2 separate regions of the Homo sapiens genome follow, and region 2 is linked to region 1. Evidence: read pairs that join two places in POLR2A ChIA-PET (ENCODE). Cell type or tissue: Panc1. All regions are shown on one strand. Links, peaks and the distances in the headings refer to the core of each region. The heading gives the core; the rest is flanking DNA. Region 1 overlaps ATP7B (ATPase copper transporting beta). Region 2 overlaps ATP7B (ATPase copper transporting beta).

Region 1 (2,913 bases), core at 414-2,913:
GTCATCCTTCTCCTTCATCCCTGCAGACAGAGCAGGAATTCACTTCCCAGCAGGTTTAACTACAGGATGCATTTAAATAATGAGATCCATGCCACCCTTCTCTGTCTGCTTTATTTATTTATTATTACTTTCTTTTTCTTTTTTAGACTGAGTTTCCCTCTTGTCACCCAGGCTGTAGTGCAGTGGAGTGGTGTGACTTGTCTCACTACAAGCTCCACCTTCCGGGTTCAAGCAATTCTCCTGCCTCAGACTCCTGAGTAGCTGGGATTACAGGCCCCCGCCACCACGCCCAGCTACATTTTGTATTTTTAGTAGAGACGGGGTTTCACCAGGCTGGTCTCGAACTCCTGACCTCAGGTGATCTGCTTGCCTTGGCCTCCCAAAGTGCTGGGATTACAGGCGTGAGCCACCGCACCTGCCCTTCTATCTGCTTTATACAGACTGGTGTCGCACAGAGTACAGGTCTCAAGACTGTGTGTTGGCCAGGTGCGGTGGCTCACGCCTGTAATCCCAGCACTTTGGGAGGCTGAGGTGGGTGGATCACCTGAGGTCGGGAGTTCGAGACCAGTCTGACCAACATGGAGAAACCCCGTCTCTACTAAAAATAAAAAAATTAGCGGGGTGTGGTGGCGCATGCCTCTAATCCCAGCTACTTGGGAGGCTGAGGCAGGAGAATTGCTTGAACCCGGGAGTTGGAGGTTGTGGTGAGCCAAGATCACACCACTGCCCTCCAGCCTGGGCAACAAGAGCGTAACTCTGTCTCAAAAAAAAAAAAAAAAAAAAAAAAAAAAAGACTGCATGTGTTTTAGTGCTCAGATTCTATCCTGGGCTTTACATCCCAGAGAGATTAGAGTCTTTACTTTGTTAATGTTAGTTTCTGCTAATAGAAGTAACAGTATATGCAAGCAAGAAATAAAATACATGACACCTTTTGAATGCTCCAGCCAAATATGTCTTTCTCTCACATTCTCTCTCTTTTTTCCCTTTTTCTAAGTCTTTGTAAATCCACCCGCCCCTCGGCTATCAAACCAGAATTGGCACAACTAAAGGAGTCGTGCCCTCTCGTATGTCATCCCTTACTCTGTTCTCATTCACACCTCAGCCCTAAAAGCCCTCCTGCTTCTATAGCTAAGATTCACTCAAAGAGAAATTCTGCCGAAATGTTTTCTGCAGGAAAAGACGAAGGATTGATTTTCTAGTTTGGACATTTATCACTTTAAGTGATATCTGTTATGTCTCTTGAATTTTAGTAGCTAATGTGTATTGAATTCTTATTACAAGCCAGGCACTTCGCAAAGTGTCATACGTGCTCCTTGCAGAAAGTTTGGAAAATTCAGCTATAAAGGAGAAAATGAAATCACTCGTAATCCTATTCCTTGGGGAGCCACTGCGAAGATTTCAATTATATTGCTTCCAGACTTTTGTGTACATCCGTAAATGCATGTACTTTTTAAAAAGCAAAAAAACCACATTGTGTTATATAATTTGATGTTTTGTTTTTTGCACATAATATTATATGATGAGAACATTGCAAGTGTGGTATCTTGGTGCGGGGTGCCCCAACTTGTGTAGCTGCTGATGCTGGCTGGTTCGCTCCAGGTGTGCTCTGTGGGATGATCGCAATCGCAGACGCTGTCAAGCAGGAGGCTGCCCTGGCTGTGCACACGCTGCAGAGCATGGGTGTGGACGTGGTTCTGATCACGGGGGACAACCGGAAGACAGCCAGAGCTATTGCCACCCAGGTACAGCCCTTTAATGTTGCAAACTGTGTAAAGCTCATAAAAGCAGTTAGAGACAAAAGTAAGCACCAGTTGGCCCAGCACTGAGCTGTACTCCTGCTCTTTCTCCCTTGCTGGATGCTTTTCTCTCCACGTGTTTCATTCTGTGGCCATGTAGTGTTGCACGTGAGCACTGTGGTGCTGTGCGAAGATCTCTTCCCTGGAGCTTGGGCGCATGCATCCTGGAAAAAAAGGAGTTCCAGGGTTCTCTAACCGTTTCCCAGTCTTTGCAATGGAAAAAAAAGTATGTGACCTAAGGGCTGAGATAGACATTTTCTAACCTTTATGTTAAGGGAAGATTTTGCCAGCTCAGCTCTTCTCACTGGGGTGCTCAGATAAGTGACTCCTGGGCAGTTCTCCAGCAGCCCCTGATGCTGAGTTTGGTCTGTGAGGACAGCACCACTGGATGGCTGCCTGACTTCTCACACAGCAGCGGCTCCAGTTTGGATTCCTAGAAATTATGCACCTCCAAATGTGTGCAGAGCTCTAGGCTTCTGAAAGCTTAATTGTGTTCCTTGAGGGAAGCAGCAGTACCCCTGTTTTCCATGGTCCTCCTTGCTAATTATGGACCTGTTTAGCGTCCTTCCCCCCTTTTCTGGCTAGCACTTGTTCATCTATTCAGCAGGCACTTACGAAGCACCACGAATGTGACAGGCAGGTGTGGGGCCAGGCTCTGTGAGGAGTGAAGGGGGGTCTGCCCTTGACGGGCTCATGGTCTTGCAGGAAGGTGGACCAGTGACTGTGTAGATCTGAGAAGCGGGAAAGGGACTAGGAAAGGAAAACTGCACCTTCCCAGGACAGAGCAGGCAGCAGGAGCATTTCCCAGGGGCACAGAGTAGCACGGCGGTTTGGAGATGCCGCGGGGAGCTGAATGGTATGGTCAAGTGTGGCACCAGCTGCCAGACCCTGGGACCCTGGGACTCTGGGACCCTCGGAAGCAGACCCAAGAGTTGAGCTGCCCTCCTCTGGGAGATGCATGGGGTCTACTGGATGTGAAGCAGGAGAGTAGGGAGGGACATGGCCGGACGGATGCTTTGGAAAGACCATGGGGGCAGCACATGGAGAAGACAGTTGGAGGACTGAGCCGTGGACAGGGAGACCAGCAAGGGGGTTGTTTGCACATCCAGAAAAGGAC
Region 2 (2,913 bases), core at 226-2,725, 54 kb before region 1:
TGAAATCACAGGGTACTTGGATATTGAAGACAGAAACTCCTTTTGAGTATTTAAAGATTCTGCATTTTGCTATCAGGTTTTTAACCAAGGATATAACTATGCTCGGAGGTATTTATTTTAAAATATTAAAAGTGTTTTTTGGTGTTCTGAATTTGTGGAAATTTCCAAGAGACTCCTTTAAAGTTTTTTCCTAGGCAAATTTAAAAATATGAAATGTAGAATTATTCAGTGGCTGCCCGTTTGGGTAGCTTCTACACAGAGGTTCGAGTGGTTTTAGGGGAGGGAAGTGAGGTGATAGATACAATTTTAATTACTTTGTTTTCTAAAGTAGTTTTATAAATTTCATTTTATGTCTCTTTAAACTGTATTAAGCCAGTAGCTAAACTAATGTGTTAAATCACTTAGAATTTTAAAGAGTGACAGAGCGTTTAATCTTTTAATCAGCCTTTTCATATGTTGCCGGTTTATACAATATACGGTGAACATTTATACTTTTAGCCATGTGTTTAAAATAGTGAAATACTAAATATGTTGGGGTGAAAATGCTTGAGGCATTTTTAAAAAATGTCCAAACTGTTACTTTACAATTTCCAGCCTATATCTGAAGTTTTGAGATATGACGTGTGCTGGTGATTTTTAAGGCCAGCACCAATCTGTGACTAGTGGGGCGACCTGAAGCTGACTAGGGGAGCCTCTTCAGAAAGGAGGGCTGGGGAAGAGGCCTTGGTGGAGGGGATCTGAGTGCAGACCCAACACAAGTTGTGGGACCTGGGCAGGTGAGTCTTGGACACTCTCCTTTAGATTCTTCATTGCAAAGTGGATGATAAATCCTGCCTCATATGATTGTGAAAGCACTTTGTAGATTATCATGCAAATGCAAAATAGTGTTACTTCTGCCAAAATTATGCTTTTTCAGAAGAATTTCCAACTCTGAGATATGTTTGATGTGTTGTCTGAAGGTCTGGACAGGACTGTGATAACCCAGTAATCTATCTGAGCACAGTTGCAACTCTATTTTTCCTTTGTTTGTTTTTTTCTAAGTTTTTTATTTTGGGACATGGTCTCTTGCTGATGCCGAGGCTGGAGTGCAGTGGCATGATCATGGCTCATAGCACCCTCGACCTTCCGGGTTCAAATGATTTTCCTGCCTCAGCCCCCTGAGTAGCTGCCACCACAGGTGCATGCCACCATTTCCAGTTTCTCTTTATTTGTAGAGATGTGGTCTCCCTATGTTGCCCAGGCTGGTCTCAAACTCCTGGGCTCAAATGATCCTCCTGCCTCCCCCTCCCAAAGTGCTGGGATTATAGATGTGAGCCACCGTGCCTGGCAGCTCTATTTTTTCTAAAGCTCTGATTATAAAAGTAACATATACTCTATATAAAAAACAAATTTACGATGGAACGAGGAGAATACAAAAAAGTATAAAGAAAAAGCAGTCGTTTTCCCAACAAATATGAATGTGTATACGTGTATGTATGTTTATGTTTACATAATGTATATTTTTAAAATAAATATGGGATCAAATTATACATACTATCTTATACTTTGCATTTCTTACTGAATATTTTGTGGACATTTCTGTATGTCAATATATATGTAAATCTGTATTATCTTTTTTTTTTTTTTTTTTTTTTTGAGACAGAGTCTTGCTCTGTCATCCAGGCTATAGAGTGCAGTGGCGTAATCTTGGCTCACTGCAACCTCCATCTCCTGGGTTCAAGTGATTCTCCTGCCTCAGCCTCCAGAGTAGCTGGGACTACAGGCACCTGACACCATACCTAGCTAATTTTTGTGTTTTTAGTAGAGATGAGGTTTCCCCATGTTGCCCAGGCTGGTCTCAAACTCCTGAGCTCAAGTGATCCACTCACCTCAGCCATCCAAAGTGCTGGGATTACAGGCGTGAACCACCCTGCCTGGCCTATATAATCATTTTTTATTGCAGTTCCACTTTTAAATTTAGGATTAATTTTTAGAAAGAATTTAGTTATCCTTAAATAGAAGAAATTTGCAGTAGCTGGTTTATGATTATAAAAACCAACCCAAAAGTTAATTTCAATTGTGACTCAAAGTCTGTTATAAATCAGCTTTGCACCTTGAGAACTAACATTTAGCACTTGGTATATGGTAGGAACCTTACTCTTGTCACTTAATCATTTTAACAACTTTAGTAGGTATCATCAGTCCACCTTTAACAGACGAGAAAGCTGAGTGAGAGCTTAGGTTTCCTGAAAAATTTAATCCCAGGTCCGTCTGATGACAAGTCCTTGCTTTTCCATTGGAACACTGAAGTATTATTTAATACACTGGGCAAAATAGAGTTTTGAAAGTATTGGAAAACTGCTAATTCATAGTGAATGGAAAGTTAGCTTTTAGGTGGCACGTTGTTCAGAAAGGCCGCTGCTATGAATAAAACATTTAAAAATTGCTGTTTATGCCTAGCAGATTTGTTTGCTTATATTTTACATTTCTTTTTTTTTTTTTTTACATTTCTTACACAATGCAGAGTACATTCTGTACAATGTAGAATGAAATCATGACTTTGGAAAACCTGTTTCTTTGATTCTTCTATGTTTCAGACAGGCAGAGAGGGGAAAAAGATCTGTTTTAAAAGGCATAACTGGTAAAAGCTCAGAGTCTGGAGGGCACATTTCCGCCCGCTCCTCTCCCACATTAGAAAGTTTCTGTTTGCTGATGTGAGCAGGGCTAAGCCTGGTGAGGTTCCTAGGAATTAATTATGAAAAGGGGGAAATAGGGAGGAGGGCCTTCCCCGCAAATCCCCTCCATAAGAGCACGCTAACCAGAGTAGAAGTCAGGGGCTCCGTGCTTTGGCCCAGGTGTTCCTATCAAAGGTTCCACAGACAACCTTTCAGGCCCAGAATGGTGAGCTGGAGAGGAATGGGTGCCTGCCACTGA

What was found. Peaks named below come from ENCODE experiments on the same cell type or tissue, not always from the same donor. Only the 100,000 strongest peaks of a DNase experiment are listed, where the experiment ranks them.
Region 2: POLR2A ChIA-PET joins it to region 1 with 8 read pairs; 2 of 35 experiments call an interaction of 5 or more read pairs at or near these places.

The regions. Positions count from the first base shown.
Region 1 is chr13:51,937,880-51,940,792 of GRCh38, reverse strand. It overlaps ATP7B (ATPase copper transporting beta), which reads left to right. Exons shown (of 21, transcript NM_000053.4): 17 at 1,600-1,742. Among named protein-coding and RNA genes, the nearest start is that of ATP7B, 72 kb to the left of the region's middle. In Panc1, for the core only: no CTCF peak of the experiment used is centred there; no DNase peak of the experiment used is centred there.
Region 2 is chr13:51,991,702-51,994,614 of GRCh38, reverse strand. The region is part of intron 1 of ATP7B (ATPase copper transporting beta); the gene reads left to right. Among named protein-coding and RNA genes, the nearest start is that of ATP7B, 18 kb to the left of the region's middle. In Panc1, for the core only: no CTCF peak of the experiment used is centred there; no DNase peak of the experiment used is centred there; H3K27ac peaks cover 817 bases.